Linked DNA regions of Homo sapiens: regions 1 and 2 are each linked to region 3. A link is a contact called in ENCODE Hi-C or POLR2A ChIA-PET data. All regions are on one chromosome and are shown on one strand. The core of a region is the stretch at or near the end of the contact, and the rest is flanking DNA. Distances in the headings are between cores, read along the strand shown.

Region 1 (4,513 bases), core at 319-2,818, 430 kb before region 3:
GTCACCCAGGCTGGAGTGCAGTGGTGCGATCCTGGCTCACTGCAGCCTTGAACATCTGGGCTCCAGGGAAACTCCTGCCTCAACCTGAGTAGCTGGAACTACAGGTGCACACCACCATGCCTGGCTGAAATCTTCATGTGTTACTTGTACATCCCATTTAGTAATTGCCTAAACCTACGCCATCCATTGTCTTTTGAATAACTATTAGCATTTGATACATTTCTACCATTTCTCCAAGTGAACTGAGGAGCTCTAGAGAACTGAAACACTTATGGGTCACCCCTGCCACCACCAAGCTGGACTCACTGCAAGTGCTCGGTGTCTGTTGACTGACATTTTTTCATTTTTGTTTGCCAGAAAGAAGTGTATCTATTTATAGTAACGGATGATTCCAGATAGGCGTATAAACAAGTACCCTTCATATAAAGCAAAGGTAAAGAACAATCTGGGGAAATAAGTATCAGGGACAAAGAAAGAGGAAAGTGTTGTAAGTGCCCGGACTAGCTGAGGGGCCTGGCCACTGTGTAAGACCAAATCCAGACTGCTGCCTGCTTTTCAAATGAAGTTTTATTGGAACACAGCCACGCCCATTAATTTACTTCCATTGTTTACATCCGCTTTTAAGCTAGACGGCCGAGTAGTGTGCAGCTGTGTGCAGTTGTGCAGTTGTTGTGTAGTTGTAATAGTTGAGTAGTTGTGACAGAGACTGTATGGTCCACAAAGCCCCAAATATTTATCTGATTTTTGAAGGAAAAATGTTGCCAATCCCTGGGGACTGTGGCATGAGGGTCACATACATGTGACTTCAACTGGGGGTCAGGGAATGATGGGGAATCAAGCCGACAGAGGGACTGCCCCGCTCCAGACCAGGTGGAAGCAGCTGCAGTAACACAGGTGGCTTATAGGAGTCTATAGACTAGTCCATAGCTCTCAGCCCCAAAATCTTATGGTCCCAAGGACAAAGCTAGGGGTTGTATTTTAGCTGGCTAGAAAGTTGGTCATGAAATGTCTGTCCTCCAGTAATTAGGAATGTGCTGAGAATTATCACGATTGTTATTTAGGATCATTTTCTCAGCTTCCTGTACTTCCAAGACCAGACATTTGAGATTATATAAAATAAGCAGGGTGTGTGTTGGGGGGCAATGTGTGAGAGGGAATTTGGGATGGTGACACGCAGCGATCTTTTAATTCAAAACTAAGCTGTACAATCTATGGAATTCAATTGTGGGGTGATGAATCCTAAAACAAACATTACATGAAGCAATTGAAATTCAAGTAAAAATAGTGGAAGGACTTTGAATTCACAAAGATTTTCTTCAACCTCCATGCATACTTTTGTCACTTGCTCTTTGGATCTCTGACATTCATTCTGATCAAGCAGCCCAGAAGCCAAAGGATTTTGCCAATGAATATGGGGCAATTATGACTCTCATGGCATTCTTGTCGAGTTCTGAAATAAGTCTGATCAGATCAACACCAGTTCGAGGGCAACTCTACGTGCAGGGAATGCACAGGGCACCTGGAGCCTCAGGGACATGGCGCGTGCACCTCAGGCATGGCGACAGCAGTGGCCGCAAGCCTGCATGGTCATATGCAGCAATACCGGCAGGTGGCAGGAGCGTTCCTTCTCCTAACTGAATCGCACACTCTGAACCAAGTCTCCCGCAGGCGGAAGCGCAGTCTTGAAGAAGGGATGTCTTAATCTGATTCAAATAGTCAAATGAGGCTGGCTGCGGTGCCTCAGCCTTGTAATCCCAGCACTTTGGGAGGCTAAGGCGGGAGATCTCTTGAGCCCAGGAGTTGGCGACCAGCCTGGGCAACATAGAGAGTCCCTGTCTCTACCCCCCCAAAAAAAAAATTAGGCGGGTGTGGTGGTGTGTGCCTGAGGTCCTAGACACGTAGGAGGCTGAGGTGGGAGGATCATTTGAGCCCGAGAGGTCAAGGCTGCAGTGAGCAGTGATCGTACCACTACTCTCCCGCCTGAGCGAAAGAGCGAGATCCTGGCTCAAAAAAAAAAAAAGTCAAATGAGGAGCCAGAAATTTGGTTGCAGGGTTGGAGACAGAATCGCTACTTGAGTCTGCTCAGAGGCTGTGGTGCATCTGTAAGCAACGTCTGCTAATAGGGGCGCGAGAGCCGGTAAACCCCAGCACTGGGGTTACTGATGGTATTCCAGTTTCCTGATTGGTCATCAGGAAACTGACTTGTGTGGGGGGTGTGGAGCTGGTGGGTGAGTTTTTCACTTGTCCTCTAAATGTAAATTCACCGCAAAAGCTGTGCACTGACGCTGTAAACCCATATTCATCTTGAATGGGTTCTAACACTTTTAAAAATCAAACCCAGGCAAGCAAGTGCTTTGATTCAGTGTTTTGTCGGTGCTGGTTTGTTTTGCATACACCGGGATTCTTCTAGACGCCCTGCCTTTGGTGCCCAGTCCGTTTCTTCTGGCAGAGGCACCTGTAAAATGGGGATGAAGCCATCCAACCCAGGGAACACCGAAGATTCAATGGGATTCTGTAAAGCAGCAGGGTCTGACGCCTGTGTGTGTGCTCAGGGGCTGGAAGCTGTAGCTGTGTTGTTATTATTACTACACAGCATTTCTTACCACAGAGCCTGAATTCTTGCTTCCCCCATTCCTTAGTAGAAGAGGCTGCCGGCCAGTTAATTCTCAGATATTCAGTATGGGTTACCTCTCACTGAACATTAGGTTTTTACTTCTTATCTGATCATGTTTTTCTTTTCTTTCCCTCCCCAGTAAACACCATGAGAAAGGGAAGGTGTGATGGTTAATTTTATGTGTCAGCGTGGCTGGGCTCTGGTACCCAGTTGTTTGGTCAAAAAACAGGTTTACTTGTTGCCGTGAAGGTGTTTTTTAGATGTGACTAACATCTAAGTCAGCAAGCTTCGAGTGCAGCACGTTACCCACGTATCAGGGCCGGGCTTCATCTAATCGGTAGTGGGCCTTAGGGGCAAAGACTAAGGTTTCCCTAAGGGCAACTAATTCTTCTCAAGACTGCAATAGACACACCCTGCCTGAGTTTCCAGCCTGCCGCCCTACGGAATTCAAATGCTCCCATTTGGAACTGCAGTATCATCTCTTCCCTGAGCCTCCAGCCTGCTGCCCTGTTCTATAGATTCCAGACTTACCGCCTCCACAATCTCATGAGCCAATCCCTTGAAATCTCTCTCTCTCTCTCTCTCTCTCTCTCTCCTTATGTATGTATCTATGTGTATACATTTCCTTGATTGATTCTGTTTCTCTGGAGAACGTGACTAACACAGAAAGTCAAGACAGGTGAAAAATTCAAAATCCGGGAAATATGCATACTTTTTATGTCATGGTTGGTGCTAACAGTTAAAGTCTTTAAACAGCCCCTAGAGTCCCCAGTGGAAGCTTCCTTGGGCCCTTGTTCAGGAAACTAGTAAGGGTTTAATTTGTTTTTCAATTAATGTCGTGGTTCTTATTGTTACTGAGTGTTGTGTCTCTGCAGTGACTCCCTGTGGGGCAGGACACAGGTCAGCCTGGCTTTCTACGGGCTTCAATTCTCATTTGCACTGTCGCACAGCACTGGGGCCCGAGTTTCCAGCCTCTGCAGGATCCACATGATCTTAGAAGAGGCCTTCTTGCCTGGAGCTGCCCCATCTAAAGTCACCATGCAGCCCTTCCAGCTGTTTTCCCTTACAGCTGCCAACAGGGCTGGGACTGTGTCAGCCTGGGCATTTTTCTTCCCTGTCATAGTGTGTCACAGTTGTTTTAAAGTTATATTAACCAGAGAAATGTAGTGGCAGTAAGAAACCATCTTACCAAAGGTCAGATTACCTCCTTGCCTTTTTAAAAAATGATTATTCCTTATCCTACATAACTTTCTTTTTTTTTTGAGACGGAGTCTCACTCTGTCACCCAGGCTGGAGTGCAGTGGCGTGATCTCAGCTCACTGCAAGCTCCATCTCCTGGGTTCAGGCCATTCTCCTGCCTCAGCCTCCCGAGTAGCTGGGACTACAGACGCCCGCCACTATGCCCGGCTAATTTTTTGTATTTTTAGTAGAGACAGCGTTTTACCATGTTAGCCTGGCTGGTCTCAAACTCCTGACCTCGTGATCCGCCCTCCTTAGCCTTGCAAAGTGCTGGGATTACAGGGGTGAGCCACCACACCTGGCATCCTACATATATTTCTAAACTATTTCCCATATGTCAGTCTCTTCAGTATTTCTTTATTATCAAAAACAAAGCAAACCAACATGATGAAACCCCATCTCTACTAAAAATACAAAAATTAGCCAGGTGTGGTGGTGCACGCCTGTAGTCTCAGCTACTTAGGAGGCTAAGGCAGAAGAATCTCTTGAACCTGGGAGGCAGAGGTTGCAGTGAGTCAAGATTGCACCACTGAACCACATTGGCCAGGCCGATTTCAAACTCCTGACCTCAAGTGATCCACCCACCTCAGCCTCCCAAAGTACTGGAATTACAGGTATAAGCCACCGCACCCAGCTTCTTTCTGTATTTTGAAATTCCAC
Region 2 (4,236 bases), core at 580-3,079, 400 kb before region 3:
AGTTAAGCTGCCTGGGGTCAGATCTCAGGGCTACCATTTACAGCCCGGGAAACCCTGAGTTAAAGTTACTTTGATCTCTGTTTTCAGTGTCTTTACCTGTAAAAATGAGGCTATCAAATATGTATACACTGTCTATGATGTCCAGGCTTCTTAACAACCCTAACAAAAAGACAACATCATTGTCCCTGTTTCCCAGTGGAGAAAACCGAGACACTACGAGATTAAGTGACTTGGCCCAGGCTGCACAGGTTGAGGGACCCGGATGTAAATTTAGGCAGCCTACATGCAGTCCCCGGCATCCCCTAGCCTACTGCATCTGCCTGTGGCTATTTGTGAGACGGTGAGCTAAAATGAGACAGAACCTATGTGCCCAGAACAGTTTCTGGTCTGTAGTAAGCCCATCATTAGCCTTCATCGACATGTTATGGTGTAAACGCATTTTAAACCATGGCAGGCTAATAAACACCGTGGAAACACAATTCTGTGTATTAACTGATGATCTTCTAAACTGGGGGGTGATCTAAATCCAGTAACACTTGACAAAATTTTATATAAATGCACAATGAAATGTTCTTTGAGTTTGGTTTTATTAAAGTTTAATTGATAGACTAGGAATTCCTGTACTTCTAAGACTTGATGCAAATGGTTTTTGTTTTTTTGTTTTTTGTTTTTTTTTGTCTAAAACATCTTCAGGATAGTGCAAAACCTCTTTTCTTTAATATATTATTATAAAACACTCATTAGTAGAGTCAGCACCAAAAATGTGAGATGTATTGGGAGTTGTGTTTTGAAGACAGTTCTCCTGATTCTAAACCCAAATTGTGATTTATTACCTTCCAAAATATGTGGAAGGGAGTGCGGGCCTTAAGTTCAGTGATGTCTAAGTACACTGCTGCTTGCAAGCCAGCTACACATTTCAGCTAACCGGATTAGCCTACTTCCAGTTAAAACCCGACTGAGGATATGAAAATAAATATGACTGATTCATTTAAAATCAGAAAAACACTCAATATTTTCTTCCCTCTATTTCTGGTATGCTAAGATATCACACGAGTGCGACTTAAGAAAAACTTAGAATCTTTTCATTTAAAATAAGCCATTTTTGTTTTAACCGAATGGTTCAGTTATTAAATGTCTACCTGAGTCAAGGAGCGAGGTCACACTGCAAACTCCACTTATTTCTACTAAAGGGAAATGGCCCGGACTCCCCCGCGCAGACCACCGTGCCAGGACAGCCCGCTCGGGAGTCGGGCCTGGAAGCAGGCGGACAGCGTCACCTCCCCGCAGCCGCCGGCTGGGACCCGCGGCCAGCCTTTACCCAGGCTCGCCCGGTCCCTGCCCGCATGGCGGTGCCCCACCTGGTGAGGACGCGGGCTGCAGTCCTCCCTCTGGGGATGAGTCGGTGGGCTCCTCTGAGCTCCAGCGCCCCCAGGGTCTAGACCCCTCCCATTGCTCCGCTCCCCTCTCCCCGTGGTCTCCCCACCCCCAACCCCCAGGGTTCGGCTCTCCTCTCCCGGGTCTACCCCACAGCTCAACTCCTTTCTCCCGGCTTCTCCCCGCACGGTTCGGGTCCCCTCTCCCAGTGGTCTTCCCGGACCCACAGCTCTGCTCTCCTCTCACCAGTCTCCCCAACTCCGGCTCTGCTCCCCTCTCCTTGGGTCTCGCACCGGATTCGGCCCCCACTTCCGAGCCCTGGTGGCTAAGCCCCTCGGCCTCCCTCCGGGGCGCAGGGGGTTGGAGGTACTCACGGCACCGCAGCGGGCCGGGGACTCCCGGACGGGGCTGGAGGGCGCGGGCGGCTGGTGGCTGCGGCTCCGCTGCCGGCCGAGTGGAGCGCTGCGCAGCTCCCGCCCTCGAGAAACCCCGCCGTGTCATTTGACCATATAAGGAGATGCACGCCTCGGCTCGCTGGCACCGGGCGTGGGGCGCGGGGGGCGGGCGCCCCCAGGCCTCGCGGTTGCCGTGCCCCCGCCCCGGGCTGCGGCGGTCCCGGCCCGTACCCTTTGTTTGCCAGGGCTCCTTTCTTCGTGCCCTCCGGGTCTTGGGAGCACAGTAGTTATCGGGAGCGTCGCCTCCGGCGTGGGCTCTCGGGCGCGAGTTTCGGACGAGGCCTGGGCGCGGTGGCAGGGGTCTGCCCACGCCGGGATCTCTGCCTGGTCCCAGGAGCGGGAGACTGGAGAAGCCCCAGGACGTGCCGGGGGAGGCGGAGGGAGGAGGGGGTCACTTCTCAGGAGGCATGTGCCTGGGATATATTTGCAAGGTGGACGTTTTTCCTTCTTACCCTGCAGATGCTTCTTTACGAAATGAACACCACAGATGACCATAAAGAATCCTTCGTTCCACTACGGAGGGGACTAAAGGAAGGTCCTATCCCCACCTCTCCCTCTCGGGGCCAGAAGACTAGTTAGACATCTTGGATTCCCCTCCAGGGCGGGAAAACCAAAGTGAGCTGGGAGCGTGCCTCCCACATTCCAAGCCCGGGCCCTCTGCGTGACGCTGACGCTGGGTAGGGACAGATGGCACTGTTCAGCATTGTCGCAGGGAGAGCACAGGTTGAGCCCATCCCTGGGAGAGGGTGCGTCGTGATGGAAACATTTGCTCCTGAGCAGGTAACCGGTCCACTTGCAGAAACCGGTGGACGATGAGTAGGTGGACCACAAAGGCGTCCTCGGCACTTTGGGGGCAGGTGTATTATTTTTAACATTCGGGGCAGCTCATAGGAATACATCCTCCAGAGAAGGCGGGAAGAACTCCGTGATTGCTTTCTTTTAATTGATACTCTCCGTCTGGTAGGCCTCATGGGTCTCCATCATGGAATCACAGAACTTGAGAATAAAGGGGCTTCATCACCTTAGCTTCCACTCGGTGAGCACTAGCTCTACCTGGTATCTCATTTGATCCACACTCCTTTAAGGTAAAGATTTTTACCAGATTTACGGTGAGGAAAGTTCAGCTCAGATTTGCTCCAGGCCACGTGAACGGTAACTGTGCCAGCTGAGATTTGAACTGGGATGTGGTAGATGGCAAAGCCATGTAAGTATATTACGGGATCAGAAATGCCTCTCATCCCTCAGTCACTCAGGTGACTCCAGAGGACTGAGACTTGCCATAAGCCCAGCCAGAACTAGATGTGCGGAATACAGCCCTCCCCCGACCCCACCCCACTGTGTCCCTGAAACAGGACGCTTTCCTGAAGAACCTGAGTTAAGGCCACCCTACCTGAATTTCCACTAAGTGTCAAGACAGGCTAGTATTTTGAAATTCAGAGCAAAGTTTGTGTAGAAAAGGCTCCCAGCCCCTGACAGCTACCTAGATGTGTTGTTGATATCGTTACAAATTAGGAAATGGTCTCCTAGTTCTCAAATGGTGAGTCTTAAGCTTCAGTTTGTAAAAACAAGCCCTAAAATGATGAAACATTAATTCTGCATTTATCTTCTTTCTGATTCCTTTTGTCTTATATTTTAATTTTTTTTTTTTTTTTAGCTTTCTGACTTACGGGTGTAATCCATTTAGCTTTGCTTTTTTACTGATAGAGTTATTTAGTTCTGTTATTTTTCTTCTAATAACTGCTTTAGCTGTGTCACATAGGTTCAGCTATGTTGTGTTTTATTATTAAGAAATTCTGCAATTTAATTTTGTGTTTAATTTTTGACCTAATGGGTAGCAGAACATTTTAAATGACCCTGTGGTCATTCGATAGGGTCAGTAAAATCCGGACTCTGGAAACAAACATACCCAGTTTCTACAACAACGATGCACAAAGAAAAACAAGAGAGATGGAGACAGAACCAAGAGATTAAAAAAAGACTTAGCCAACTGCCATGTATGGATCTTATTGGATTCTTTTTTTTTTTTTTTTTTGGATCTTATTGGATTCTAATCAAAGAATAAACTAGTAGAAAATCAATTTTTATGAGACAACCTTGGAAAATATGACACTGACAGGATATTTTCTAGTATTAATGAACAATTTATGTTAGGGGTGATAATGTGATTACACACACACATATATTTTTCTTTTCTTAAGTCCTTGCTTTTCAAGAACAGTGCCAAAATATTTCCTAGTGAAATAACATTATGCCTGGAGTTGTTTCAAAATAATTTGGGGTGGGGAAATGGATAGGGCCTATATATATACGAAATACTATCAGCCATGGATTGTGGATAATCGCTGAAGCTTGATGATGGATATGCAGCAGTTCATCTTACTAGTCTGTCTCCTTTTGTAATGCTTGA
Region 3 (4,374 bases), core at 546-3,045:
GGGTTTATATTTGGGTTCACTCTTTGCGTTGTGCATTCCATGGGTTTGGACAAATGTATAATAATAATTATTGCTTTTTAATGTGAGCAAACACATATGTGTATACAGTGATATATTTTTAATTTTTTTTTTCCTCAAATAAGCAATAGCATACTCTATACACTTTTCCCAAGCAAGAGGTCAAAGGTGGTTTTCTAATTATATGGTATATTGTAACTTAATCATGATATTGAGTTAAACTGAATGGGCCTGTTTATTTAGTTATTTTGAAACGGGTAATTATAAAAACTGCTGCATAAATATTTGAGTCATATTCCAAAAGAGTTAGAAAATACATGGATATTCCTGTCTTATTTTTGCTTTAACAAACTTGGTCTATTTAGTTTACATGTATGCTCCGTCAGTGGTTCTCAGCCAGGGTGATTTCATTCCCCAAGGGATATTCAGCAGGCAGTGTCTGCAGGCGTTGTTGATTGTCACCAATTTAGGCAGGGTGTGGATTGTTGTTAAACATCCTACAACGCAGGGGACAGCTCCACGACAAAGAATTACCGAAACGTCTGTATGCCCCTGGTGAGAAACACTGCTCATGTTCAACCAGGTATTTGAGTCATTATTCCTCCCTCTAGACCTCTCCCTCCTCCCTAACTTCCTTCCTTCGCCGCTTCCTCTCATCTTCCACGCACCCTCCCCCCAGTCTTTTTCAGTAAAACTAGGTATTTACATCTAGGACTTTAGGAAAACATGAATCATTTAAAATGAAACACATCAACGATATATTCTTTATTACCAGTCTTGTAAAAAGAGCAAAACAGTTTAGCATTTGAAAGCTCTATTGTAGTTTGCTCTGGTATAAATCATATGTGCAGTCAAACTTTTTTTGGAAAGCTAATTCTGCTTTATGATACAGGTCCCAAGAAGACAGAATTTTATTAGGTGCATGCACATGGAATACCAACTTCAGGGTTGAAAGTGACTGAGGTTGATAGTCTCTGTATTGGCCGCCCTCTGGGCACTGTGGCTTCAGGGTTGAAAGACAATCATTTGCAGGCGTGTGTAAGTATATATGGCTGGTGGGCAGAGTGGTGGCTTTGCTGCTCTTGCAAGGCTGTTTTGTCATTGATGGCACACAGGAGAGTGCTGGAGGTTAGTGTCAGTTTATCTTATCTCTGTACTTCCTGTTGCCTCACTTTAGGATCTTAAGAAATATTCAATTTCCACTAAAAAGAGGAGTGAACAATTCAATGTTTTGCTGTTTTAAGGGTCATGTATGTAAATATGGATGAATGGGGGCATTGGAGCAGGGAGCACATGGGGTATTATTGGCACCGGTTGCAGAGAGGGCCTGGGGACATGAGTGTGTGGCACAGAACGCAGGTGTTCAGATCGGCAGCGTCTGGACTGAGCCTGGGAGCTGGAAGGCTGGAGATGGTGCTTTTCTTCCTTTTGCATTTGGCAAGGAAGAGTATCCCGTAGTTTAGTGTTATTCCAGAAGCTCTCGGCATCATGTTTATTCCCTTTCTTTTTTTTCCCTTGTACTTTCTCATACCTCTATCAGATAAATTAAATGAATTGGAAAAATAACTAAGCATTTCTCTTTGACGCAGGTAAATGCAGTATACATTTGATTCCATGGAAAGGAAATATATATAATTAGAACACTTATAGACATTAGTGGTGACAGTTCACAGGTTAGTCTGCCCTCTCAGGAGTTGTCTTGATAAAATAAATTTTATTAAGCATGTTACTTGTAAGTGTCAGCACTTATCTGTGGTTGGTTCAGTACCCCTAGCTGGGGTGAGTGTTTGCTGTGATGATGGTTACAAGCATAGTCTTGCAGAAATGGATTTAGTCATCACAGTCCCTTTTTTATTTTAACTTTATGTCTCTAAGACATAAAAATTTATTATCCTTTTTAGGCCTTTGACTCACAGTTTGTACCACCATCTTTTCTTTCAGCATCTCCCCCACCCACAAGAAAAAAGTTGACATTGATTTCTAATCCTTTCTGTCTGGCCAAATTCAGGATCTTAGAAAGGACACCCCTATTTCAGCTCCTATACTAGTGTTTTAAGGGGAACCTTTAAAATGGGATTCTGAAGCCTTGGCTGATTTTTCTTTTCTGCACAGGAAATAACCAATTTGTGCTATTTCTGGGTGGTGTGTGTTGAACTCACAGTTCTAGGACCGGAAGAGACTGCCAGCCATGCGGTTCCATATTGTGCAATGCAAGGGCAGAAATGGTATCCAGGTCTTTCTAAGGGGGAAAAAACCAGTATGGCCAAGCAGCAGGCTGCCAGGCTGTGCGGGCTAGCAGAAGGGAGGTTCTTAAATTCTCTGCACCCATGTGAGGGAGGCTGCTCTCTTGACAGCGTCTTAGGGTCAGGATGGCTGGAATGGAGCGTGGAGCCTGGTCTGGTTGGAGTCCCTGTGTGGCCTTTTGGAGATGAGTATGGTAACAGTGAGGCAGGAAGTGGCTGGATTTGCAGCGACTGTGTGGAGCCTCCCTGTTTAGGCTTAGTGAGCTGATGCAAAGTCTTTCGTAACCATGATCAGTTAAAACAAAACACCTGATGTTGTGGCCTCCTGTCAGCTTTTGTCCTCCTGTAGAAACAAGATGCTTCTAGAAAACCAGTTTGTAAATTTGGCACAGAAAAAAAACCCTTTCAGCAATTTGGTGTGGACTCTGCTTGTTAATTTATGGCTTCGCAACTTTTTTTAAGCTACCGGCACTAACAGCAGATCTTTAAGTGTTTAATCGTCCCAAGTCAGGTTTGACTGTGGGCTGACTAGCTATAGTGATCTAATTTGGTTCATTTCCTAGGAGAAGAAAATTATAACCACATTTTTATTAATTTATGGTTTTGATCCATCTATTTTAGACTCAATATTAAATCATCCCCTACTTCCAGAAGATGTGTTTTTGAACATAAGTATCTTTAGGATTTAATATTCTATGAAAGGAGTAGGAGCTAATGTTCGCTTGTTGTAATGTTTGTTTTCTTCTGATATGATGATTTTGTTGAAAAAATGTATTTGAAAGAGTAACGTGTAGGTAAGAAATAAGTTAGCCAAAACCATACTTCAAGGGAAGCCTCCCTCCTATCCTGGGAGCCCGGATAGCCTCACTGTGGCCTCTTGTTTGTACATCCAGAATATTCTTGAAACTGGGTTAGCTGAGTCATTTTTTTTTCTTCTTTCAGTGTTCTCCTTTTTTCTTTTTATAAAATGAAGAGATCTGTCCACAAGTCTAGCTTTTAACAATGAGAAAAAGCACTGAATTGTACACTTTAAACAGTGAACCAGTTTGGGGTCTGGTTTAGAGAGAAGAAATAAGGGTTAAAATTGTTTTCATCTTCCATATCTGATTCATATAATCAGATATGAATAGTGAAGTTCCCCAAAGATACATGTAAGCTTGGAGTAAAGACAAAATGTATGCATTACTTTGATGGGGGAAGCCTGTGGTGAACCCACTGAGGTTGCTGGTGATTAAGTTTATGTGGACGGTGAATCTCAACAGAATGAAAATAAACTGTGGGTGTCTATTTTGAAGCAGATGAACCAGGCAGCAAAGCAGTAGCTGTGGTTCTTCATAGATAAATACATTTAGGGAAATTAATACAAAATGTTCTTACCTTATTTTTCTGAGTTGTTCACCGAGCTTCCTCAGATGTTAACATCTTAACCACAGCACAGTTTTGAAAATCAGGAAGTTATACCAGGTTGTTGTCATCACACTTTCTGATCTCCAGTGGTCTGAAAGGTGAGAGGTGATATCTTAGTATCATTTTAGTGAAGTTCAGATGTCCCTTTTCATCAGTTTGAAGGCCTTATATTTTCTTACCTGGTTTTCCTTGGCCCACGGTTTTCTTGGTGTGTTGGTCTTTTCTTGTGTCAAGTTTATTTAAGAAGCTCTCGCTGTGTCCTGTCTGTCCTTCGTGTCCTAAGTTGCAAATGTTTTCTCCTAGCTTTTTATTTGTCTTTGGAATCTATCTGTGGTATATTTTATCATGTAAGAAAATTTTTTATGTTTATGTAGTTGAATTCATCCCTCTTTTATGGTTTCTGGAATTTGAGTCCTAGGTTTAAAAAAAAAAAGTTCTTCCTTCAGGGTTATAAAGGGTGTTTTCCATATGTCCTTCTATACTTTTACTTTTTCATTGTAAATCTTGGATACCTTTGGAATTTATCCTGTTGTGGGCGTGAGATGTGGCTCCAGCTTTCTTTCAGATGGCCAACCAGAGTACCCCATGGCCATTTATTGAGAAGGCTGTCTCTTCCCTGGGGACTTGACTTGAGATAGTGCCTTTATCATACACTGAATTCCCAGAGGCCTCTGGGTCTGTTTCCCATGTTCCTGCTTCCTAGTGT

Evidence for each region. A loop is a pair of places that touch in the nucleus more often than their neighbours do. ChIA-PET counts read pairs that join two places held with the same protein, here RNA polymerase II (POLR2A). Pooled maps may share reads with other maps.
Region 1: a loop to region 3 is called in a map of naive thymus-derived CD4-positive, alpha-beta T cell, with 2.0 times the contacts of the local background. The contact joins two enhancer-like sites. A Hi-C loop is called at or near these places in 2 of 168 maps with a recorded cell type or tissue (naive thymus-derived CD4-positive, alpha-beta T cell and psoas muscle), 1 of 37 single-sample maps with no recorded cell type and 6 of 50 pooled maps.
Region 2: a loop to region 3 is called in a map of ascending aorta, with 4 times the contacts of the local background. The contact joins the promoter of FHL2 here to the enhancer-like site in region 3. A Hi-C loop is called at or near these places in 1 of 168 maps with a recorded cell type or tissue (ascending aorta) and 7 of 50 pooled maps. POLR2A ChIA-PET finds 5 or more read pairs at or near these places in 1 of 52 experiments (activated CD8-positive, alpha-beta memory T cell).

What each region holds. Positions count from the first base shown.
Region 1 is chr2:105,368,368-105,372,880 of GRCh38, forward strand. All of the region lies in intron 4 of FHL2 (four and a half LIM domains 2), which reads right to left. It also overlaps a transcript of C2orf49 not described here. Among named protein-coding and RNA genes, the nearest start is that of FHL2, 28 kb to the right of the region's middle. RefSeq lists enhancers at 1,043-1,544, 1,545-2,044. Within about 2 kb of position 1,569, at least 12 of the 41 ENCODE cell types and tissues checked have a DNase peak (open chromatin) inside an H3K27ac peak, as active enhancers do.
Region 2 is chr2:105,397,222-105,401,457 of GRCh38, forward strand. FHL2 (four and a half LIM domains 2) reads right to left here and starts at 1,830. Exons shown (of 7, transcript NM_001318895.3): 1 at 1,621-1,830. RefSeq lists silencers at 1,564-1,783, 1,804-1,933 and an enhancer at 1,611-2,433.
Region 3 is chr2:105,795,181-105,799,554 of GRCh38, forward strand. The region is part of intron 1 of NCK2 (NCK adaptor protein 2); the gene reads left to right. Among named protein-coding and RNA genes, the nearest start is that of NCK2, 52 kb to the left of the region's middle. Within about 2 kb of position 1,796, at least 6 of the 41 ENCODE cell types and tissues checked have a DNase peak (open chromatin) inside an H3K27ac peak, as active enhancers do.